Linked DNA regions of Mus musculus: all the other regions are linked to region 1. The links are chromatin loops, found by intact Hi-C in ENCODE. Cell type or tissue: heart. All regions are shown on one strand. Region 1 holds the start of Zfp667 (zinc finger protein 667). Region 2 holds the start of Fiz1 (Flt3 interacting zinc finger protein 1). Region 3 has its middle 4.7 kb from the start of Smim17.

Region 1 (8,000 bases):
CTGTGATGTTATTATTATTTGGGTGTGTGTGTCATGTATACTTTTGCCATGGCACACAAACGGTAAGGGGCAGCTTACTGGAGTCAGTTCTTTCCTTCTTCCTTACATGTTCCAAGGAGAGAACTTCGTCCTTAGTCTTCAGTCTTGGCAGCAAAGTGCCACTGGATTCAGGAGCTTGGTTTTAAATAACTGATTTTGAAGTTAGGCCCTGGTTCTCCCTCCCAGCTCCACGCTCCCAGGAATAAGACTCAGACTCAAATTGCCATGTAGCTAGGCTCTTCTCTGACTAGATAAAACTCAAAACATCCCATTTCTTGTAGCCTACATTCTGCCATGTGGCTGTCTACCTGTACTAATCTCCTCACATCTGCCTGGCAAATCTCTTGCTTGGTTCTATCCCAGAATCCTTTCTCTCTACCGGGTGTCCCACCTTCTATTTCCTGCCTAAGCCATAGGCCATAGGCTTTTAAACTAATGGGTGGTGCATCCATACAACACACACGATATTCTCTCTAAAACCTAATGTCCAAAGTAGGGTTTGTAGGCTCAAAGTCAGAGTCACAGAATTGCACGGCAAGTCCCAAGTTCATTCTCCCTTCCTGTGGGAGCCATGTGTGTTCCCCTCCCCAGCACAATATATAAAATAAAATAGAATATAATTCTAAGCTGGGCATGGTGGCACACGCCTTTAATCCCAGCACTCGGGAGGCAGAGGCAGGCAGATTTCTGAGTTTGAGGCCAGCCTGGTCTACAAAGTGAGTTACAGGACAGCCAGGGCTATACAGAGAAACCCTGTCTCAAAAATAAATAAATAAATAATATGTACATATTTTTTATTCTAAGTGGGATTATTATTATTATTAAATAAGACAGCTTGGGAGATAGTTCAGAGGTTAAAAACATGTACTACTTTTGCAAAGGACCCAAATTAAATTATCAGCACCCACATTATAGGACTTGTACAACCTGTAACTCTAGCCACAGGAGACCAGGTGCCCTGTTCTGACCTGCAAGGGCACCTGCATTCACATGGACACACCTACACACATACACACACACACACACACACACACACACACACACACACACACACGTACACACACATGCATAATTAAAAATAAATTAGGGGCTGGAGAGATAGATCAGTAGGCACAAGCACTTGCTGCTCTTGCAGAGGGTTCAGGTTTGGTCGCCAGCACTCACAGAGTGGCTCACCACCATCAGTACCAGGAGATCTGACACTCCCTTCTGGCTTCCACAGACACTGCATGTATGTGGTGCACATACATACATACATGTGGACAAATACACACGTAAAATAAAAGTAAATCTTTAAAAATATTTTTAAAAATTCGGGTGCTGATGGTACATGCCTTTAGTCCCAGCACTTGGGAGGCAGACATAGGCAGATCTCTGTGCGCCACCACTGCCCGGCGGAATTATGCAAAATTATGCTTGCTGGACTTACCTTAAGGATGGAGAAAGTTTAACCTGTAACATGGCTGTCAGGCTGCATGACCATTTCAAGGGTGGCAGAGGTAGGGGCTGTACAGGCTGCGTGAGCTAGGACGAGCAGGCGCTACTCCTGCCAGTCTCAAGACGAGATTTCTCGGGTTTGGACACACCTCGATCTCATTTTTGCTCCAGACTTGATCCCCTGGTTGCACAGAGGTCTGAGTGAAGTGGTATCAGCAGGTGGAACAGTTTGTTGGGGGGGGGGGGGCGAACAAAGTGGGAGGAGCCAGGCCCCGGACGTAGGTGAGAAGCGCAGGCAGGCTCAGGGGTCTCGAGTAAAGTCCTATGGGGTCTGAGAACATATGAAGACCTAAATAAGTGTCCAACTGTGACTGCCCTACTTTCTCCTCTTCCGTAGAGACGACCCCTGCTGTTCCTTCCAGTGAAGCCGCTCTGCTCTGTTTTGCTCAACCCTCACAAGCCCTCCGTCTCCAGAGCATTTCACTTCCCAAGGAAGCTCTTCGAACTCTGGCTTATCAACTAGCAGAGTATGAGTGTGTCCAGAGGCTCAGCAGGAAGCCGTCTGGGGACCGTGCCCTGTGACAATAGCCAGTAGAGCAGCCGAGTGAGCCTTTGTAAGGCTTTCCCCAACACCTTCTCTTCTGGGCCATTTTCAACCTTTCTTTATTGTGCACTAATTAATTGCTAAATGCTTGTTTCTTACATTCACAGAACAGCAAATGACACAGGGTGGAGGGGCGCTAAGAATCATTTATAATTTTCAAATAAAAAAACCCTTGATTTTTGATTGATTTTTGATTCAGTGCGTATTCAGTGAGTTCTGTGTGATTCTGTGTGTATTGAGGGCATTGGCTCAGCAGTGAGTATCTTTAACCACTAAGCTGTCGTGCTGACCCTCAAACAAAATCCAAGAGCAGACAGAAAGCCCTGTCTCTCTCTGCTTTCAGATGTTGAGTGAAACCTAAGTGTGCTTTAAAGCTTCCTGACGTGCTGGGCTTCCTTCCTCTCTTTCCAACGCTTCTCGCCTGTACTGCAGTAGCATGGCTTTGGTAGGTCCTACACCTTCTGCCTGGGTCAGTTCTTTACTCTTGAGTGTCTGTTTGTGACCCTTGTTAACTTATGTTATTAATGAGAATAAGAGCCCCAAGACGAACCCTGATTTCCCCAGTCTCATTTGATGGCTCTGCTGGGACTCCCCATAATTTCTGGTAACACCTTTTCCTGCCTCCTCCCCTTTCTCGTTTTTGTTGTTGTTTGTTTGTTTGTTTGTTTGTTTTGTTTTTTGATACAGAGTTTCTCTGTGTATTTGTTGTCCTGGAACTCACTCTGTAGACCAGGCTGGTCTCGAACTCAGAAATCCGCCTGCCTCTGCCTCCCAAGTGCTGGGATTAAAGGCATGCGCCACCACTGCTCAGCTCCTTTTTCTTTTTTCTTTTTTTTTTTTTTTGTTTGTTTTAAAGACAGGGTTTACCTATGTAACCCTGGCTGTCCTCACTGTGTAGACCAGGCTGCCCTTAAACTCTCAGAGATCCACCTGCCTCTGCCTCCTGAGTGGTGAGACTAAAGGCAAGTGCCACCACTATTATTTCCTGTCTTTTAATACTTTCATTGGCAGAGAAAATGGGCCCATATTCCTGCACCTCTATTAAACAGTGGATACGGAGAATCAGGAGTTGAGAGCCATTGTTGACTATATAGTGAGTTTCAAGCCAACCTGGAATACATGAAATTTTGTCTCAAAACAAAAAACAAGAGGATAGCTCAGCAGTTAAGAACAGGGCTCCTTTTGCAAAAGACAACAGCTCACAACTGTCAGTGACTCCAGTTACAGGGGACTTGCCACCCTCTTCTGGTCTCTGCTGGTACTGCATACATATGGCATACTTCCTGAAGGCAAATCACACATATAAAATAAAAACATCTTAAAAAAAAAAAAAAAGTAAGGTTCAAGGCTAGATACCGGTTATATGCACTGCTTTATCCTTGGCAACCACACTAACTTGGCTCCTAATAAGTTACAGTTCAGACCAGAGGAACAAGAATGCTCATCAGAGTGGGCAGTGACCCAGCTTGCCTCAAGCTGAGTCGGATTTTGGACTTCCTGTCCAATTTGGAGGAGAAAAGAAACCTGAGTACTCCATATTGTTGCATTCTGCTCACTTACTTTTTTATTTTTTAAAAGATTTATTTTTTTTATGTATATGAGTACACTATACCTGTCTTTAGACACACCAGAAGAGGGCAGATGGTTGTGAGCCACCATGTGGTTGCTGGGAATTGAACTCAGGATCTCTGGAAGAACAGCCAGTATTCTAACCACTGAGATATCTCTCCAGCTCCTGTTGATTTACTATAAAGCAGACAGCCAGACACAACGTGAGGGTTTGCACATACATATTGTTGCACAAATGCCGCCCCCCTCCCCCCGTCCTATACCCTCACTCCCACTCCAATCACTCCACACTCCAATCCTCACACGTCGCCGGTGCTCTTAGGAAGGTCATGAGAATCCTTGTGGGAATCAGCCTTTTTAGTTGACCTTGGAACTCTGGCTTGGGGGGGAAAAGCAGATTAAACACAGGGTCTGCTGTCCTCACATCTGACGCGAGGCGGCAGTCTCGTCATTTCCGTCTCCAGATCGCCACAGAATGCAAAACTACAACTCCCACAATCCCTCGCGCCTAGCCCTTTCTTCGCCTCCCTCTTTCCTAACACAATGCTAACACCCTAAGAATATCTGCAAGGCGTTTTCAGTCTTCCAAACCATTCCTTGGTTCAGACGTTTCTGCTAACAAACTCCGTTTTATTGACAAGCGCGCCTCCCACCTCTCTGCTTCCTTGACACTACAATACCCAGAAGTCTCTGCACCACTTCAAGCCTACAATTTGTAGCCTTGGAGACAGAGAAACGCTAGACCGCTGGTTAGGTTAGGGGGAGAAAGACTGCTTCTAGAGAGAGCAGGATTCCGACTGGTGGAGAGGCCTATTTGTTCGCTTCCTTTTTCTTTTTCTTCTTTCTTTCTTCACTTCATTTTAATTCTTTTTTATGTTAGTATACAAGTTCTAAGTTTTTTTTTAATTACTTTATGTATACGAGTACACACTGTAGCTGTACAGATGGTTGTGAGCCTATATTTGGTTGTTGAGAATTGAATTTAGGACTTCTGCTCACTCCGGCTCGCTCTCGCCCAAAGATTTATTTATTATAAATAAGTACACTGTAGCTGTCTTCAGACACACCAGAAAAATGCATCAGATCTCATTACGGGTGGTTGTGAGCCACCATGTGGTTGCTGGACTTTGCTTTGGAAGAGCAGTCCATGCTCTTACTCACTAAGCTATCTCATCAGCCTAAATTCTAAGTTTCTTTTTGGCCTTTTTTCATGCAATTTTTTTTCATGGTGTTGTTACTCTTTACTCCGTGGCTGGTCTTCTCAACAAACCCCTTCCCCAACCTTGTATCCTTCCACCCCCAGTAGGCAAAAGGACACATTTCAGGGTGGCATAAGTGTATTGAGGCGGGGCCTCTTCTTATTTCCTCTGGGTCAACTGGACAGTTGCAAGTATGACAGGAGAGGCTAGTCTGAGCATGCAAGGCGTGCACGTTCCTGAGGTCCAAAGAGGTCTCCTGGGTGTTAAGTTTCAAGCCCCAGACAAAAGTGCCTACTTAAGATATTAAAGGGGACCTGGCCACCAGGTTCTACCTGCCTTTCTCAGTTTGTACCTATTACAGGGCCCTCCTGGCAGGCATACTCTGCCCTCTACCCTAAACTTCTCCAGCCCAGGGGCTGGGCCACCCTTCCCCCAGCTCTCCTTCCCTATGCAATCCAATCATTTTGGTTACCTGGTCCTTTCACCTACTCTCTTTAGCCTCCTGGCCTCTTGGTCTAGCCCTCTTCTCTCCCCTCCTCCCTCTCCTCATATTGCTTAGGGTCATGTTCACTTTGGACTCTCTCAGACATCCGTGCCTCTGACTATGTGTCCCTTTATCTACAATAAACCTTCTCATCTACCATACCTAGGAACAGTCATGTTCTTCCCTTTTTATTTTATTTTAGTTTTCATTCACTGGGAAATGAATGCAACCTTTAGTCTCACCCTTTCTGGTCTCCAAGATAACGAATTCCCTGCCTCTTTTGGTAGTAACATCATAGTTTCTCCTGGATAGATGGAGGTTTTGAAAGACTTGTGAGAATCTGAGTCACACTTCTTCTTTGGAGCCTCCCACCCTGTACCCCCATTCTTGGACTGGGGCTCTCTCAGTCTCTTGGTTTCCCCTTTAGAGAAATGATGTGTAGAACTTAACCTCTGTGCTTCCCTCCTACTTCCTATTTCTGGGGCCTCAGGTAAGGTCCAATGTGCTTGGAACCTCAGTTTTCCCATCGGTGAAATGAAATGCTGTGTTTGCTCAGTAGTGCCGTTGTTTCCCACATGACCATTCAGATGTCACAGTTGACGCTCATCACTGTCTTGACTGAAGATCTAAATGAGTCACTTCCCTTTCTCTAGGCACTTATATTTATACGCAGGTTGGGTATACTGAATTGTGCAGCTGACAGCATTTCACTTGTGCACACACCAATGACTGTGTTCTTGCTAAGGGATGCCATAACAGGGTCTGGTGTCTAGTCTACCCTTATCCTGGTGATTGCTGTGCGACCCGAGAGTCATTCCTTGTCCTTCACTGAGCCTAGGGTTTCCTCAAGTATTACCCCTATTCTCTTTCTACTTGGTGAGATGTAAAGTGACTCCGGAAGTGGCTTGAATGGAGTTATAATTTGATAAGGTAGGACCAGAAATCATTAGGGTTGCTCAAGAGGTTTAGGGCAGGCCTTTCCCCTTTACGTGAGATTTATACTGAGTTCCTAGAAAATTTCAGGTTTATAGTTTGGGAGGGAGTACGGCCTTATAAGTGTTGAATTGTGCTGTGGAGAGTCTTCAATCAGACTCCAAGGTGGAACGCTCCTCTTCTCACGTGCCCATCGTTTCCCCCATGGCTTTCTAAACAGCCACAGAAGAAACTCTGTCCTCTCCTCTGAGGGTCACAAGGTCTCCAGACAGGCGACAACGAGGATGGAAACACCCTTTTGGGCGTGGATATCCTTAGTCTCTTGCCAAAGCCTGAGGTTGGCGGTACAAGCTCGCGGTTGCGCACGGCGTAAGGCGCGTGGAAGCCCAGTGAGTCCGAGGTGTGGAACGCTAGGAGAAGCATCCCGGAAAGGACGCATGCTGAATGGACTCTAACGGGAGCTTGGCCGAACCCCTTAGAAAAGCGCTTAGCGTAGGAGGGCGCACACGGGTCGGCAGAATAGCCAACCAAATTATTGAGGGCGTGGCCTCGCGCTGTCTCCGGGGTTCTGCGACTGCAGCGTCTAGTTGCGTGTCAGGGGGCGTGGCTCCGCGCTCCGGGGGAAGCCCTGGGGGCGGGGCCGCACTGGCCTGCGTCCTTCTGGAGGGGCGGGGGGACCGGGGAGAGGCCCTGAAGGGATCCCTGGGGGTCTGGGAGGCGAGTGCGCAGGCGCGGGAGCTCTGTTGCTAGCAGTTCTGTGGCAGCTGTGAGACGGAGGACGCAGCAGGGAGACAGGTGAGGGGGTCTGGTGACTGCGAGCCTTCCTTCAGTGGGAATGATTGATAGCGTGTGTGTGTGTGTGTGTGTGTGTGTGTGTGTGTGTGTGTGTGTGTGTGTGTGACAGAGAGACAGAGAGAGACAGAGACCTGTTTGCGTGGGTCGCTCTGGTGATCTGAGTTGATTCGGGTGCACGCCTGAAGCTTCGTGTATGCTTGGCGTATATTGTTTGTTGTGGGGTGAACACAGTATGAGAATCCTTCAGGAGACTCCACGTGTGTATATGTGTGTGCGCGAGAGAAGAGAAGTGGAAGGGGGGCGCGGGAGAAGGGAAGTGGGAGGGGGGAAGGGAGAGGGAGAGACCGACTAGGCCTGTGAGCCCCAAGAAACAGGTGCGAATACCACCAACTGCGTGATGTGACCAGTGTGCCCTGTGTAAAGGAAGACACTACAAGGGGCCGCTAGTGGATGTAGGAACAGAGTTCTGAGCATCTCGGTTGTACTTGTGTGTGAGTGTGATAGACTGATGGAGCTGTTTATCATAGTCTGAGGGCACTCGGCCTGTGGGGCCCAGGGACAGGTGACTGTACAGGTCCTAGTGGGAAAGGAGGCCACCGCAGGCTAGAGGGGCCCAAGGGTGTGGGCACACAGTTCTGAGTATCTCTATGTCACTAGCTGTGCTGGTGTGAGAGTGTTGGCGGGTGTGTTTGTGTGTGTGTGAGAGAGAGAGGCTGATGAAGTTATTTATCAAAGTCTAGAGATACAGTGAGCCATCAGATGACAATGGCTTTGTGAGTGTGTGCCAGTGTGTGATTGATCGTGCCTCATCTCATTTGTTACCGTGGCAACGGGCTCCTCTAGAGGAGGAGATGTGATGGCCTAGTCTGGGAAACTGAACCTGTTAAGGATGAGACTTTTCCTTCTGTACAAAGGGATAAATGGCGCTCATCAGAGTGTT
Region 2 (8,000 bases), 1.3 Mb before region 1:
AACTGAGCAGTTTGACCAAGTTCCTCTTAGTTTCTTTATTCTCATATGCTTCTTAGTTAACTTGACTTTTCTAAGTTAAATCTTCACTGAGACTTGCTTCCAAATCCCACCTAACTTCTCCTTCAAATAAGTCACATTTTTCTATAATCACCTCTACTTCGCTATTATATTCTTAGCTTGCCGCCAAGCCCCCCCCCCAAGCATTTTTACCTTCGTGATAAAAACCTGATAGTTCCACTAAAACTTTCCAAATTGCACACCTAGATCGCTGCCCCCCCCCCCGCCCCCCGTCTTGTCTTGTTGTTTTTTCTTTCTTTCTTTCTTTTTTTTTTTTTTCGAGACAGGGTTTCTCTGTATAGCCCTGGCAGTCCTGGAACTCACTTTGTAGACCAGGCTGGCCTCGAACTCAGAAATTCGCTTGCCTCTGCCTCCCAAGTGCTGGGATTAAAGGCGTGCGCAACCACCGCCCCGCTAATGCCCCCACCCCCACCCCCTTGTCAAGGTAAGCTTTTCTTTAAGTCACACCTCAGGCAAACTTCACACAACATACTCTGGGCCTCTGTTGTCTTACTGGACCCCAGTTTTCCCCTCATCTTACGAAGTTTCTTCAATTTTTCAACCAAGGCCCTTTCCCCCATTTCATGAGATTCACGCCTCTTTGCTAGGCCCCACTTTATATAAACCTCTCCATTTTCTAACCAGTCTCCACACTTTCTTGAAACCCCTCCCCTCCAACTATAAGCCACGCCTCAACAAGCTACTCCTCCAGTTCTGCCCCGCCCCGACCACCTTAAGCTCCGCCCCTCCTGCGCCCTACGGTGTCTGGTGCAGCCGGCCCCCACCCCCACCCCTGCTCGATCTTGCGAACAAGGCCCGGAAAACTGGCCCTTTGTACCCCTCTCCCTGCCCCTACAAGGTGCAGTCTCGGGCGCCCGAGTCGGGGGCAGGTCAAGCGGCCCAGGAACTAGGCAAGACCACCTTGCTTTTGCGTTGCGGAGGTCCTGGAGACCAGGCAGGCCTCCGGGGGGCCGGGAAAGTCTGTCCGCTTTCCTGTTTAATTACTTACACCTCCCTCTGGGCGCCGACATTTTGGGTAGCGGGGTCAGCGTCACTTCCACCTGAGGGGCCTCTCGACTTCCGCCTCAGCTCTCTTCTACGCCCCCCCAACCCCCCTTTACCCCTCCTTCTTGGCTTCTCTATCCCGCCCCCGCCCCGCCCTTCTGTGTTTTCCTTTCCTATTTCCAGCCGCGGAGGTTAAAGAAGCTAGGCTAGCGCCATCTTTGTTGAGGGCAGGGCAGGGGCGGGGCCTAAGTTACCCGCGGCGCCATATAGACTAAGGGCAATACTCTCAGCGTGCAGCATTTCGTAGCCCACGGTGCGGTTACAAAGAGTTAACATAGATGTGTTTAGATAAGATTGCTTTTTTTTTCTAGTCTTTGACTTCTGCTGGGAAGGATGCGGGAAGAGGGAGAAAAATCCAAGTGGTCAAACTTGTTCAGAGTTAGGAAACACCAAGCACCATTTTACTACTTTAACTCCATGGCTCTTTGAAGCTGATGGGCGCCATATTAATTAGGGGCACTTAGCAGCCATTTCCCGCTTCTCATCTATCCGGTACCTGTATTTGATTGGGTCACCGGGTTGGGAAGGCTTCGTGGGAGGAAAGGCATTTTTGCAGGTGGTTGGGGATTTTTGTGCGTTGTCACTGGGCACACGAAGGCGCCTGATACGCAGGCGCATTTGTTGCTAGCGTGTCGGGGCCTTGGGACCCAGGGCATCCTCTTTGTTCCCCGCGGGCGCTGGCAGCAGGGAAGGGAGGGAGGGGCCCCCGGCTTCCGTGCCGAGGGGCGGGGTCCAGCTCACGCTCTGCTACCTCCCACACCCCCGCCCCGCCGCCGCCTAGGGGCTGGGCCCCCTCTCTCCCGCCCCTTCCCACGCTTCGGCCCGTCGCCCCCGGCGCGCGCGCGCGTACACACGCGAGCCCAGGCAGCATGCAAATGAGGTACCCAGAGGCGGGGGGCCCGGGTGGGGGGGATGGGGGAAAGAGGGTGGTCCCGGCGCGCGCGCATAAGCGCGCACCCGGCACCTGTTCCCAGCTTCTTTGCTCTCTCCTGCGCACGTCGACCTCGCGCCCCGCCGAGCGGTCTGGGCTCGCGCGCGCAGACCCCCTTCTGGCAGCCCCTGCCACCAATGTCCCCGCGCCGCTCATTGGCCACCGTACCCTGAGGGCCCGCCCCGCTTGCGGGCTGGGCCACTCGCGCCTGACAGGCACGCGTCGTACCGGACTTGTGGGTGGGAGAGGGTCGAAGAGCCACTCTGTCACTTCATAGGTATGTTTCAGAAACTCAGCTTCTTGTCCAGGCTTCCTCATCGTGCGAACCATATGATCCTGGACAAGTTGCTTCTGTGTGGACCTCATGCTATGTGCATATTAAAAGGGGGTGCAAGTTTTGGGGGTGTAGCTCAGGCCCAGTATGTGTGAGGCCCTGATTAGGATAGCCAACACCACACACAAAACTTTAAACCAACCAAACAATAAAATAATAAAAAGAGGGGTGCAGGGTCCCCCGACAGAATCTGCTGCTAGCTGCACCTTTGACCTTTGACCCCAAGTACACTCAATTCCTACTATCCTGGGATCTTGTGGGCACTGGGGAAAGTCCTGGAGCTTTCTATTTTCTAGACTGTGCACTAAGGACATTTTTGAAGCTTCCTCATTCCTGTCGATTCTCCCAACAACCTTGGTATATTGACTTTATAGAGAAGGAAACAGACTCAGGCAAAGCCACTTGTAGAATCACATGGTGATTGTTGGCCAAACTGGATCCAAATGAAACCCTTTGAAAATGTTCCCTCAGAGGATTGCTGTGAGGCTCAACGACCAGTGCTGTAGTGCTGGCTCTTATGTTCACAGCATGTCTGGGTTAGTAGGTAAAACCAATCAAACAAACCAATAAACAAAAATCCCCGATTTCCATCTTACAAAAGACACAAATAAGCTCAGAGAAGTAAGGATCTTGGCTAAGGTCACACAAAGGAAGGGACAGACTCAGCATTTGATTTCTGGGTATATGACTTCAAAGCCCAGACTCTTAGCAACTTTCATATATATCTTTCACAAATCAATAGCTTTTGGCTAGGACTTGTCTCTCTTCATGCCCCCCCATCTCTGTGGGGAGCAGGAGCCTTTTGAGACCTTTGTGACCCAGAATTTGATGGGCTGTTTCAAGGCCTACATTCTTAGCTGGATTTTTTCAAAAATTTATTTATTTTTGGCTTGTTTTGACTTTAAAGGCTTTTTGTAGTTATGTTGATGTAATGAAAAACTATGACCATAGCAACGTATAAAGAAAGCGTTTTAATTGGAGGCATGCTTATATTTTTCAGAGGGTTAGTCCGTGATCATCTATCTTGGTTGGGAGAATGGTGACCAACAGGCTGACATGGTGCTGGAACAGTAGCTAAGAGCTGACATCTGATCCATAGGTTTGAGGGAGGAGGAGACTGGCTTGGTGTGGGATTTCGAAACCTCAAAGTTCACACCTAGTGAAACACTACTCCATAAGGCCACACCTACCACATCAAGGCCACACCTCCTAATCCTTCCCAAACAGTTCCACTAATGGATCCAAACACTCAAACATAGAACCCTGGTGGGAGAGGGGGATTCTTATTTAACCTCCATGAAAGAAAAACTAGATCCAAAGGTTAAGAAGTTATGGGACACCCTTTGGTGGAGGGCAGTCAGCATGTCTTACTAACTTATACAGAATGTCTTATATGGATCTCAAAAGTCTTTAGAAGGAATAGGTGAGATACTGGGGTACACGGGGGCTTAGACCCTCACCACACTGACACCGCCCCCTCTCTTCTCTTAGCCGGCTCCAGTACCCAGACTCGAGCTCCCCACTTCTCAATGGACAACCCCAGCTCAGACCCGTTGCCTTCAACTTTGTCTGGGGAGGAAGAAAAACCTCTGGCCTTACTGCCTCCTGTTCCCCGGGGGCGCCGAGGCCGACCTCCAGGGGGAGCCACCACCTCCAATCGGACTCTCAAGTCCTCCCTCCCTCGAAAGAGGGGCCGTCCCCCCAGATCAGAGCAGGAAACCCCGTTGACAGCACCAGTGGACAGCGGTGGCAGCAGCGATCTTCTGTTGATCGATGATCAGGGTGTTCCTTATACAGTTCCTGAAGGGTCAGCAGCAGATGGGCCCCAGGGCTCTGGTTCCAAGAGGGCTCCGCACTTCTGTCCCGTGTGCCTGAGAGCCTTCCCCTACCTCTCTGACCTGGAGCGCCACAGCATCTCACACTCAGAATTGAAGCCACACGTGTGCAAAGATTGCGGCAAGACCTTCAAACGGTCCAGCCACTTGCGGCGCCATTGTAACATCCATGCTGGCCTTAGGCCCTTCCGTTGTGTGCTCTGCCCTCGCCGTTTCCGAGAGGCAGGGGAGCTCGCACATCACCACCGCATCCACTCTGGTGAGCGACCTTACCAATGTCCCTCATGTAGGGTGCGCTTCACCGAGGCCAATACTCTCCGGCGCCATTACAAACGCAAACACCCAGAGCTTGTGGGGATGCCTGTGCGCCTGTGCCCCCCAAACCCAAGAACCCAACCGCTGTGGGACGACGACGAGGGCATCCCTGTTCAAGAAGGGGTACAGGAGGAGAGTCCTGAAGGAAAGGAGCCTACTTGGCCCATATCCTCCACCACTTCTCCCCTGTCTGGGTTTACAGCAGGGGGTTCAGCTGGTGCTGGGCGCGGGCAAGAAGGCCAAGACACCCTTGTTTCTGGTGGTATTCCCACCATGGAAGGGGATCAAAAGCAGGGACCTAAACCTCTGGGTCCTGGTGCCATTGGGCACCCTCCTGTGGACTGAGAAGCTCTGGGAGGCATGGGCTGTGGAAATAAATCCCTGCCTACTGACTTCCACTGTGTGTTCAGTCATGGTGCCTGTCCCTTTCAGTGCTCCTCCATTACCTTGCCTGACAGTGGTGTGTGTGCGTGATTGGAGACAACCCCATCTCACACATCTCCCTAGCTTGGTGCCAAAGAACCAATGACTTGGAACAAGCCTTTGCCCAATCTGACCTCCACCAGACAAGTACTACAAAAATTTTGACCTACTATGCAAACGTGAGTCAAGGCTCCATCCTAGTTAAATTCTTCCAAATTCTCCATAGACACTTTTTGCTCCCATTTCTTTTCCAGAGAACTTCTTATTTGGAAAGAAAAACTAAGTTGAGGGCTTGATGTATGGGCCAATGGCCAGCTGGAGGGTGTGATTTGAGGAGTGTGAACAGCATCGACCATCTCAATAGCATTTAGAGAGAAGGGTGTGAGCTTGAGAAGGCAGGGCTGAGATGATGTTCAAAACTTGTGCAGTAAAAACTTAGGTTGGAGCTGCCCAACCCAAGAGGAGGCTGAAAATTTGTCTGAGGGTCAAAGAAGTTTAGGCTTGGCTGGCAGAAAGCAATTTAGAGGGAATGAATGGTATTTAAATGAAGGGTGGGGCTTAAAGGAAATACTTTCAAAATGAAGCAGAGTTCAAGATTGTTGTTGTTAAGAGATCTTTTAATAGAGGCTTGCGAAGCTGAGCCTTCAATCCCAGCACTTGGGAGGCAGAGATAGGCGGATTTTTGAGTTCCAGGCCAGCCTGATCTACAGAGTGAGTTCCAGGACAGCCAGGGCTACACAGAGAAACCCTGTCTCGAAAAAACAAACAAACAAACAAAAACAAAACAAAAAGAAAAAAAAGAGGCCAAGGCTTAACTGTTAGACGTGACTGCCATTCAGGCCATGGAGAGGGAAGAAAAACAACAAGGGAGAGCTTGGATGCATAGAATTAGGCTTAGCTGTCTGTAGTGTAATGGGGCTGAATTAAGAAAGATTTATAGAGCTCTGAGTGGCTAAGTGTAAAGTGTGCCAAAGCTGTGGTTCTCATCTAAGAGTGCATCAGAAGTGTTTCAATTCAAATGGATTCCTAAGATCCATCCCAACGCTTTATATTCAGTAAGTCTGGGTTAAGAGTTAAAGAGCATTGAGCTAATTGATGCCAATGGTTGCTAACAACTAACTTTAAAGGAATGCTTTCAAGGTGCGAGGCAGGACTACATACAAGTCATTAAAGAGTCATCACTATAATCCCAGAATTCCTGAAGGCTCTGGTAGTATTGCTGCAAGTTTGAAGCCATTATAGCCTATACAAGAGTTCAAGGCCACCCTGAAGCCCGGCGTGGTGGCGCACGCCTTTAATCCCAGCACTTGGTATCCAATGGCAGGCGGATTTCTGAGTTCGAGACCAGTCTGGTCTACAAAGTGAGTTCCAGGACAGCCAGGGCTATACAGAGAAACCCTGTCTCGAAAAACCAAAAAAAAAAAAAAAAAAAAAAAAAAAGGAGTTCAAGGCCACCCTGACCACAGTGTGAGGAGGCTCTGTCTCAAAAGAAGAAATAAATCAAAAGGTTTAAAACAACAACAACACAAAAGAAAACCGATGTCCCTTATATGCAACAGGCTGTACAAAGCTTTTTTGTGTAAGGGGCAGGATTTAGAAGGGGGCGTGGCTTGTAGGTGTGACCCGTCTGAGAGGCTGGAGTTCCAAAAGTAGAGATTTGGAGCGAAGAAAGAATAGAACAAACTAATCGGAGGTGCAGAAAAAGGAATCCGACCGGCCTATAACGGGACGTTCAGAGATGGGCGTGGTCCAGCCTAGGAAGCGAGGCTTTGGCTTGAGACCCGAGTCTAGGGTGCGTCCTAACCGGAAGCCTGGAGCCTGTGGGTGGTGCCCTAAGAAGAAGCGGGCGCAATGGGCGCATGCGCACTAGGCCCCGTTCGCCCACCGGAAGCAGCCTTGGCTGTTCCCCTCCCGTGTCTAGTGCCGGCGTAATTTCCCTTACCCGTTCCTCCGCCACCATCCTCCACGCCGGCGCTTGGGGGAACGGGCGCGACTTCCGCTTCCGGGCAGGAGGCGCGGGGCTGGTGGGGAGTTGAGGGGGAAGGGGCGGCACTTCCGGTTGGGCCCTCGGGTCTCCCCGGAGCGGCGGCACCTCCTCCGCCTCCTCAGCCTCCTCCCGGCGGAGACCCCAGCGCCGGTGAGTGACTGGGTGTGCGGCCCGGGGACCCGGGTTCCTCGGGGGCGGGGGGCCTCGCCCTGCCCTGCCGCAGTCCCCAGAACGCACCCCCCCCCCAAGAATGTCAGTGCTTCACTGCCGGGCCCGAGGCAGGGGATCCCCAACCACTAGTCCCCTACAAGATCACTCCAGATATCTTACCCGTAGATGCCCCCTAATACCGTGGGATGGCTAACAGCTCGATTTCATTAGTAAAGAACCTCTCAAGTGCCAGGGCCCCCCACGAATCCTTTCCCTGCCGCCTCATCAGCTTCCTCCACGAGATCCTCTGCTTGCCACCGGCTTGGCTGTGCTTACAGGGTAGCTGCTCCTGAACCCTCTGTTCCTATCTACTGTAGGATTGCTTCCAGGGGGTGTAGCATTAGTACTTTGTGACTAGGGTTGCCCCCTACTATGTCTGACCACACACAACCCACTCCCCATGCCCTCTTTGTGGGTGCAAAAAATATTTTCTATTCTGGCCCATGCTAAAAGTGCGTTTTAAGGACCTTTTCCTGCAACTGACCCAAAAAGACCTCTTCAAATTCAACTCCCCCGCCCCCCCCCAGGGGGACAGCTCCCTCCAGAGTTTTTTAATACCATGGCCTTTTACCCGTTTAGGGAGAAACATCTGCCTGGTTAGCATCAGATTCTCATGAAACACTCCTGGCCCACTTCCCCCCCCTCCCCTCATCCTGGCTTCTGCAATCCCAGGACAATGCAAGTTAGCAGAGAATGTTCCTTCCCGGAGTATCAGCAGCTCTTGACCCCATCTTTGGCCAAGTCTCTTGACATTGTCCCCAAACTTCCTAGGAAAGACCTGGCTCTGCTTACATCTTTTCCCATAGGTTTTATTCTTCGCTGAATGAACACCGCCATTCTATA
Region 3 (8,000 bases), 130 kb after region 1:
TGTGTATGTATGTATGAACGTGTGCATGTATGAAGGCGTATGCATGTATGTATGTATGTATGAACATGTGCATGTATGAAGGTGTGTGTGTGACACACCATGTGTGGAAGGTGAGAGGGCAACTCTCAGGAGTTGGTTCTCTGCTGCTGCTGTGCGATCTGGGGATTAGCCTCCTGTTTGTCTTTGCACAGACACCTGTATCTGCTGAACCATCTCTCCAGCCCAAATTGTCTATGGCACTGGCAGTCTCACTCAGTTCATTCGTAGAACTTTCAGGTTTCTTATGTTTAATGTCAGAGTTTTCAACTGCAGTAGGGAAGAGATGGACTGATCAGATGTCCCTGGGACACTTACCTCTCTAGAGAAACACAGATTTATGCTTTCACATGCAAGCCTAAGAGACTGAAGACTTAAATGGAGAAGAAGTACAAGGAAAATTGACAGGGCTGTAGCTTTGGCTTGAGAGGAACTTTAAGCATTACAGGTAACCCAGAAGATGATATTGGGTTCTTTGAAACTGATATGAGATATCTCTCTCTCTCTCTCTCTCTCTCTCTCTCTCTCTCTCTCTCTCTCTCTCACACACACACACACACACACACACACACGATACACAGAGATGACTCCAAAGAAAAGCGATGTAGCAAAGGGGTGTAGTCCTTGAAGTTTACGTTGATGCTACAGGGCTGAGGATGTACTCACACAGAGTACTTGTCTAGGTTGGACCAGGCCTTGGGCTGGGCCCTAGCAGCAACACTGGCAACTGACATGGGAAAATGCAGTATGAAATATAAGTAATTAGTGGGAATTTTCCAGGATTATTTCCTGAAAATGACAATTCATTTTGAATTGTAGAGATATGACAATTTTCACTTATTAGTGACTTCATGAAAAATAAGAATTTAAAAAATGTTGCTTACATATACTACTATGTTATAAGCCACTTGAATTAAAATTCTTTAGAGAGTGTACAAAGGTAAGTGGGATGGTATAATTCAACTTGATACAATCTTGAGTTACCTGAGAAGAGTGTCTCTATGAGGTTGCTAGCAACACTGGGTTGTTTCACAGCCCATCCTAGTGTATGTATGTGGGGAATTGTCTTGATTGTGTTAATTGATGTGGAAAGACTTAGCCCACTGTGGGAAGTGCCATTTTCTGAGCTTGGGCCCTAGATGCTTAAGTTTAGAGAAAGAGAGCTAGATTAGGCATGCTTACAGCCATCCTGTTCTATGCTTGACTATAGATGGGATATACCCAGCTGTTTTAGGTTCCTGTCACCTTGATATTCTTGCTATGATTCTTTGGTTCCTGGTGGGTGGCTTGTCCCAGAGAATCTGTGGCCTGGAGTCAGTGGCCTGAGTAATATTTTTTTTAAAGATTTTATTTATTATTATAGTAAGTACACTGTAGCTATCTTCAGACACACCAGAAGAGGGAGTCAGATCTTGTTACAGATGGTTGTGAGCCACCATGTGGTTGCTGGGATTTGAACTCTGGACCTTCGGAAGAGCAGTCGGGTGCTCTTACCCACTGAGCCATCTCACCAGCCCTGAGTAATATTTTAATAAGCATCCCTAGCAATGCTAGTACTTTGAGAACTGCTGCAATTATTAAAAGCTTGTAGGAGGAGAATCTACATCTTTGCTCCTTCTGCAGAAAGCAGTGATACCAGGGTCAGCTGTGTGGAGGTCTGGGTAAGTAGGGTTTATAAACTCATCATGATTGGAACTCCTATTGCCATCCAGAAGATGTTATGACAAGCTGTGCAAATTTGAAGTGTGGTTGGAGAAGAAGCAAGAGGGAGAAGATGCTGAGCCCCATTGAGTAGCTCCAAGCAAGTTTTATTTGACCTCTTGCCCTTCTAGTTCCTCATTCTGGAAATGAGAGAATAATGAGAGACACTTAACAGTTTGATTGATGGGTTAGACACGAGAAGAAAATCCTTCAAGGTGAGATAGCCCAATACCTGCTGCCAATCTTGATGACTTGAATTTAATCCTGGGACCCATGCAGTGGAAGGAGAGAACTGGTTCCCTCAAGCTGTCTTCTGACTGCCACAAGTTAAAAATAAGTTTAAAACACTAATGCTGCACTACAAGTGGGTTCTGATCTGTGGGGCCATTTTAGGACACAGGTTCCTCATATCTTTGCTGTTGTACCTCTCCCTGGGGACATTCCTGGTGACCAAATTGTTAAGGTATTTGTGTGTGTGTGTGTGTGTGTGTGTGTGCGCGTGTGCATGCATGCATGCATTCATTCATGTATGTTTTCAGGGAGGGGATAGATTTTATTCCAGTGACTTTCTTAAAAGAGCCTGCACAATTCAAAGCACACATAACACAAGACTAATTCGGACAGACAGTCTCTTAAGGGGATACAAAAGATAACAAAGGTACTTTGCAAGATAGTTTGGGTTACATTCTAAAGTACAGATACCTGAAGCATTCTTAAATTGCAAAAATTTTTATCATTAAGAAAATACTACTTGTGCTGGAGAAATGGCTCAGCGGTTAAGAGCCTGGATGTTCTTCTAGAGGTTCTGAGTTCAATTCCCAGCAAGTACATGGTGGCTCACAATCATTAATAAAGGTATCCAATGCTCTGTTATGGCCTGTCTGAAGACAGCTACAGTGTACTCAAATGTGTTAAATAAATAAATAAATAAATAAATAAATAAATCTTAAAAAAAGAAAATGCCACTCAAGGTTCATCTTCTCAAATGTTCAAAGTAGTGTGTAGTAATAATATGCCTCTATAAATCAACAATCACACCCCTCTGTTTTGAATATGTAGGTGTGTGTTGTGTGTATGCATATTTGACTGTGCATGGGTGCATGTATATGTGAAGGTGCACATGTATGTGGAAGACCAAAGTTGATATCAGATGTCTTCCTCAAGTACTCTTTACCTTCATATATCAAGGCAGGGCCTCTCACTGAACCCAGAGATCACCATTTTGGCTAGTCTGGCTAGCCTGCTTGCTCTGGGGTATCCTTGTCTCTGCCTCCCACACCAGTGGGGATGCAGGCAGGCTGCCATACGTGGCATTTGCATGGGTGCTGGGAATCTGAATAACAGTGCCCACACTGTCACAGCAGGTGTTTTTATTTATTGGGATACTTCCTTAGTTCCCAGAAACTACACCTTTCTTATTACCCCACCCTACAACATTAAAATATCCTAAGAACTCAGGGGCACACTTTGCTATACTCAAAATCAACAGCCTGAACCTGGCGAAGATTGTTCCCTCTGTTTTCTTTTCTGCATGCCTTCTAAGAATGTTTTAGAAACCCTGTTAATAAAATTTACAGAGAGTGTAATAAAATTTAAATATGTATATATATATATATATATATATATATATATATATATATATATATATATATATATATATATATATAAAGGTAGAGACCTTTATATATGAAGGTGGAGTGTACTTGAGGGAGTCATCTGGCCTTACTCCACTGAAAACTAAAGCTGCGCTCTCCACAGTCCCCAGAGAGCTGTGTCTCCAAGAAACAGCAGGGACTTTTTCCTAAGCAGGTTGTTACTTGAGGTGTCTGTATTGGAGGGTAAGGAAGTCTCTCTGTTAGACTGCATGAAAACAGCACCAATATCAGGTCATGTAGTAACTGGTCTGAGGTTAGGGGTAATTCATGACGCCGTGAATCAGAACCGCGGACAGCGCACAGCCGCAACCGTTTTAGTCCACGTGCACTGCTCTGTGGTTCAGTACCACGGATAGCGTAGCCGTTGTCTGGTGTCCTGTTATGGACCGTGGTTCAGCACCAAGGACAGCGTGCCTTTTGGTTTCAGAACCGTGGACACTGCCCAAAGCTGTTTCGCTCTGACTGTTCAACACTGAAGGAAAGCCGTTTCTGAGATGGTTGAGTGAGAGGCTGGCTCTTCCCTTCCACCCCCAAACCGGTTAGAACCAGGGACAGTTCACCTGCAAATAGTTCAGCAGGGCAGACAGCGCATGTTACACCAGCTTAGCACAGTAGGCTGCTCAAGGGGACTTCCAGCATCAGAGATCAAATGACAGACTCTTTTGTTTGTTTGTTTGCTTGTTTTTGAGGAGCATCCTAAGCCTACTTTTCCAACCTCCTAGTCGTAGAGTTTCTGCTTGGAGATATTTGTTGCCTTCAAGGATGTCTTGGACCTCACCCACACAGAAGCACAGGTCTGGGTTTTCACGGCAAACAGAACAAAGAAACAAAAAACTGATACAGTACACTGCATGGCACTCAGTTGCATAGGCTCATAGCCCAGCTCTTCCTAGATCCATTCCTTGCTTTTATACTTCAAAGCTATCTGCTTATCAGCCTTCTCAGCTCCACCAGGATGGTGAATCCCAACTATATCCACATTTGTCATCTAATGACCACTGCACTTCAGGCCACCATTTCCTCTCACACCTGTCACTACAGGAGCCTCTTACACAATCTTTCCATCATGCTGCCTTCTGCTGCATTCCCCACACAGAGATTTTGGGCACACTTTGCTAATGTAAATTAGAGTCCACCTCAACACTCCTCAGTTCTCTGCTAATGTTTCCGAAGCAGCCCGCAGTCAAACCTAATGGCCCTCCTGTGCTTTCAAGTCCCTGGATGCCTTTCAGAACTTATATCTCACTTCTGTCCCTTGTCTAGCCTCTCTTTCAATATTGTTCTCTTTATCCCTTTGTAGCTTTATTGATTTCATTCTGCCATGGATTCTTATTTAACTAGCTCCTTCCCATCTTTTAGGTCTCAGTTCAAATGCCACTTAGGTCTTCTCTGGGCTCTGGCAGCTCAGTGGAAGAATACTTGCCTATCATACATGAGGCCCTAGTTCCCATCTCCAGTACCCCCACCCATCCTGAGAAAAAGATGATAGATATGTAGGTAAGTAGGTAGACAGACCCTTAGAGTCGCTACCACACTGACCCATTTCATATTAGTATGAGTTACATTTTATTGCGTTGTGTGTCTCTTGTGTCCTTTCATCATTAGAATGTACCCTTCTAGCCCATATTGTCAGTCGGTAAAGGTTATTGCTGCCAAGTTTGGTGCCCTGAGTTCAGTCGCTGGGACCCACATGGTGGGAGGAGAGAATCAACTTCAGCAAGTTGCCCTCTGACTTTCACATGCATACCATTTCGTACATACATGTACATGCACACATTCATTAAGTAAATGTTATATGTATTTAAAGGACATACATTTTTGGGCCACAGACACTCATTGTCTTGATCATCAAGAATATATACCACATATCAATTGTCTAATAAATATTTGCTGAACGAATGTTTTAAATGAGTGATTGAATGAAACCCTAGCCTTACATTGATCAGTCTTTTGTCAGTTAATCATGGAACCCCAACAAGTTGCTTACAAGACTCATAACTTGGTCAAGTCATAGCCCAAGGTTTGGGGATTTTGTTGCGATTTCCAAGGTCAACCCATCTTCCTGATTTGATAAGAAGACAGATACTCCTCATCATGTAGTCACCATACTCAGAACAATGATTTATCACGGTGGAAAAACATATAACATGGCCACCAAAAGGAAAAGGCTCATGGGAGTCAAATATTTTTGCTTTACCTCTTGATAGTTTGTGATGCCATTCATGTTTATCTCAAGTGCCCTCCAAGGCTTTCCAACCTGGGGCAGGCTGGATCCCAGGCTCTGTAACAGGGAAGACAGAGAACAGCAGACAACAAAGGGTGCTATAAAACATGCTGTACACCAGGCACTGGTGGTGCATACCTCTAATTCCATCATCCAGGAGGCAGAGGCAGGCAGATCTTTGTAAGTTCAAGGTCAGCCTGGTCTACAGAGCAAGTTCCAGGACAGGCAAAACTACACAGAGAAACACTTATCATGAAAACCCAAAACCAAACCAAACCAAACCAGCCGGCCAACCAACCAACCAATACTGTCTTGGAGAAGAGCCAGCCAACCAACCAACCAACCAACCAACCAACCAATACTGTCTTGGAGAAGAGCCAGCAGGTAAGCCATAACCAATAGACATTACCATTGTTTATTCTGTGGTATAAAAAATGTCCGTGGTGGGAAAGAGATGCTGGAAGGTCATGTAGGGAGTGAGCTCTGAACTCTTCCTGGGACTCTCAATCAGTGACTACAGTTAAAGCAATTAACAGTTAAAAGCGGGGGCTGGAGAGATGGCTCAGTGGTTAAGAGCACTGACTGCTCTTCCAAAGGTCCTGAGTTCAATTCCCAGCAACCACATGGTGGCTCACAACCATCCGTAATGAGATCTGACGCCCTCTTCTGGAGTGTCTGAAGACAGCTACAGTGTACTCACATATAATAAAAATAAATAAATCTTAAAAAAAAAACAGTTAAAAGCAGGGCTTTGCAGGTCACTTCTGCTGAATTATAACCATCAGCTCGAAGCTACTTTTGCTCTCTCTATCAGGTGACTTCAGTTGTCCACTGAGTGTTGTAAGCACCTGATGTGTCCTGCTATCTGTCTGCTATTTGCTACTCATTCATTGATTTGTTCATTCATTCACTCATTCATTCTTTTCTTCCTTCCTTCCTTCCTTCCTTCCTTCCTTCCTTCCTTCCTTTCTTTCTTAACTTTTGTTTGCAATGTACTTAATAAAAATCTCCCATTTAGATCATCTTCTGGTGAGAAAGCATATCCCTTTTAGTTACTTCCATTGGTGCCATGACAAAATAGCCAACAAAAATGGGTTAAGGAAGAAAGGTTTGTTTTGCCCCCACCCTTTGAGGGTATAGTCAGTTACAGGAGGAGGAGCTTGGAACAGCTGGTCACACAGCTTCTACAGTCGGAGGCAGGAAGCAATAGATGCTTGTGCCCAGCTCACGTCTCCCTTTTAATTTTGTCCAGAACCCCAGACCATGGGATGGTACTGACTGACCACTGTTGGTGAAGGAGGGTCCTTACCACCTCAGCTAACCTGCTCTAGATAATCTCTCACAGGCACGCCCAGACATCCCCGTCATCTTTAACATGTCAAGTTGATGACAGAGCCTAGAGTTACCAGAGAGGAAAGCTTTGAGAAATTATCTAGAGGCAGCTGGCTCTCCAACTTCCTAATGCTACCGCCCTTTAATACAGTTCCTCATGTTGTGTTGACCCCCCAACCACGAAATTGTTTTTTGTTGCTACCTCTTAACTGTCATTTTGCTACTGTCATGAATCGGAATGTAAATATCTGATAGGAAGGGTATCTGATATGTGGCTCTCGTGAGAAGGTCTTTTGCCCCTCACATGGGTCGCGACCCACAGATTGAGAACCACTGCGCTAGGTCCTATTAGTCTGTGGGCGTGTCTGAGAGGACTGCCTTAGTTATTAACTGATTTGAGAGGGGGTAACCCACTGTGGACAGCGTTATTCCGTGGACAGGTGATCTTGGGCTGAGTAGGAAAGCTAGCTGAGATGAGCCTGTGTGAGAGCCAGCAAGCGGTGTTCCTCTATAAGTTACTGCTTTAAGTTCCTGTCCCAGCTTCCCTCATTGACGGCCTGTGACTGGAACCGGAAGCTATAATAAATCCTTTCCTCCTATAATCTGTTTTTGGTTAGTGTTTTTGTTCTTAGAGAAAATTAATCTGATTTCTCTATTTTACAGCAAACTAGAGAAATGAAAATAAATTTACCAGGGACATATGTGAAAATAAGTTTCCTCACCTACAGCTCGGTCATAACCTTAAAATTTATTTAAACATTTTATTCATATGTAGATGTGTGTATGTTCATGCATCTGAGTACAACTTGTTCACTGAGGCCAGAAAAGGGCATCAAATCCCCTGGAGCTGGAGTTACAGATGGCTGTGTATGGGTGCTCCTAACTGCTGAGCCATCTCTTCATCCACCTGAATTAAAAAAAATTTTAATGTGACCTTTCTGAGAGCAACTTGGCAATGGTCTCTGTTGTAAAATTTGAATGATGGTGCTTATGATACCACTAACAGCTATTGAACACTTTCTAAGAATTCTGCATGTTAAATTGGGCTTGGT

The links. Hi-C counts contacts between places; a loop is a spot of excess contacts. Peaks named below come from ENCODE experiments on the same cell type or tissue, not always from the same donor. Only the 100,000 strongest peaks of a DNase experiment are listed, where the experiment ranks them.
Region 2: it touches region 1 in a loop (4-fold over the local background); 2 of 42 quality-filtered maps call a loop at or near these places.
Region 3: it touches region 1 in a loop (2.5-fold over the local background); 2 of 42 quality-filtered maps call a loop at or near these places.

The regions. Positions count from the first base shown.
Region 1 is chr7:6,279,595-6,287,594 of GRCm38, forward strand. It overlaps Epp13 (epididymal protein 13), which reads left to right. Exons shown (of 16, transcript NM_001177416.1): 16 at 1,874-2,267. The coding sequence ends at 1,901. It overlaps Zfp667 (zinc finger protein 667), which reads left to right and starts at 6,986. Exons shown (of 5, transcript NM_001024928.2): 1 at 6,986-7,060. In heart, CTCF peaks have their summits at 3,336 (motif pointing left) and 4,068; DNase peaks (open chromatin) are centred at 3,347, 4,057, 6,897 and 7,667; H3K4me3 peaks cover 3,588 bases; H3K27ac peaks cover 3,205 bases.
Region 2 is chr7:5,013,559-5,021,558 of GRCm38, forward strand. It overlaps Fiz1 (Flt3 interacting zinc finger protein 1), which reads right to left and starts at 1,170. Exons shown (of 3, transcript NM_001110329.1): 1 at 1,067-1,170. It overlaps Zfp524 (zinc finger protein 524), which reads left to right and starts at 1,950. Exons shown (of 2, transcript NM_025324.2): 1 at 1,950-2,002; 2 at 3,879-4,930. The coding sequence starts at 3,917. The coding sequence ends at 4,882. Zfp865 (zinc finger protein 865) reads left to right here and starts at 6,818. Exons shown (of 3, transcript NM_001290426.1): 1 at 6,818-7,097. In heart, a CTCF peak has its summit at 4,023 (motif pointing right); DNase peaks (open chromatin) are centred at 993, 1,843, 2,203, 6,843 and 2 weaker places; H3K4me3 peaks cover 4,965 bases; H3K27ac peaks cover 4,940 bases.
Region 3 is chr7:6,406,490-6,414,489 of GRCm38, forward strand. No RefSeq gene overlaps it. Among named protein-coding and RNA genes, the nearest start is that of Smim17, 4.7 kb to the right of the region's middle. In heart, no CTCF peak of the experiment used is centred here; a DNase peak (open chromatin) is centred at 3,792.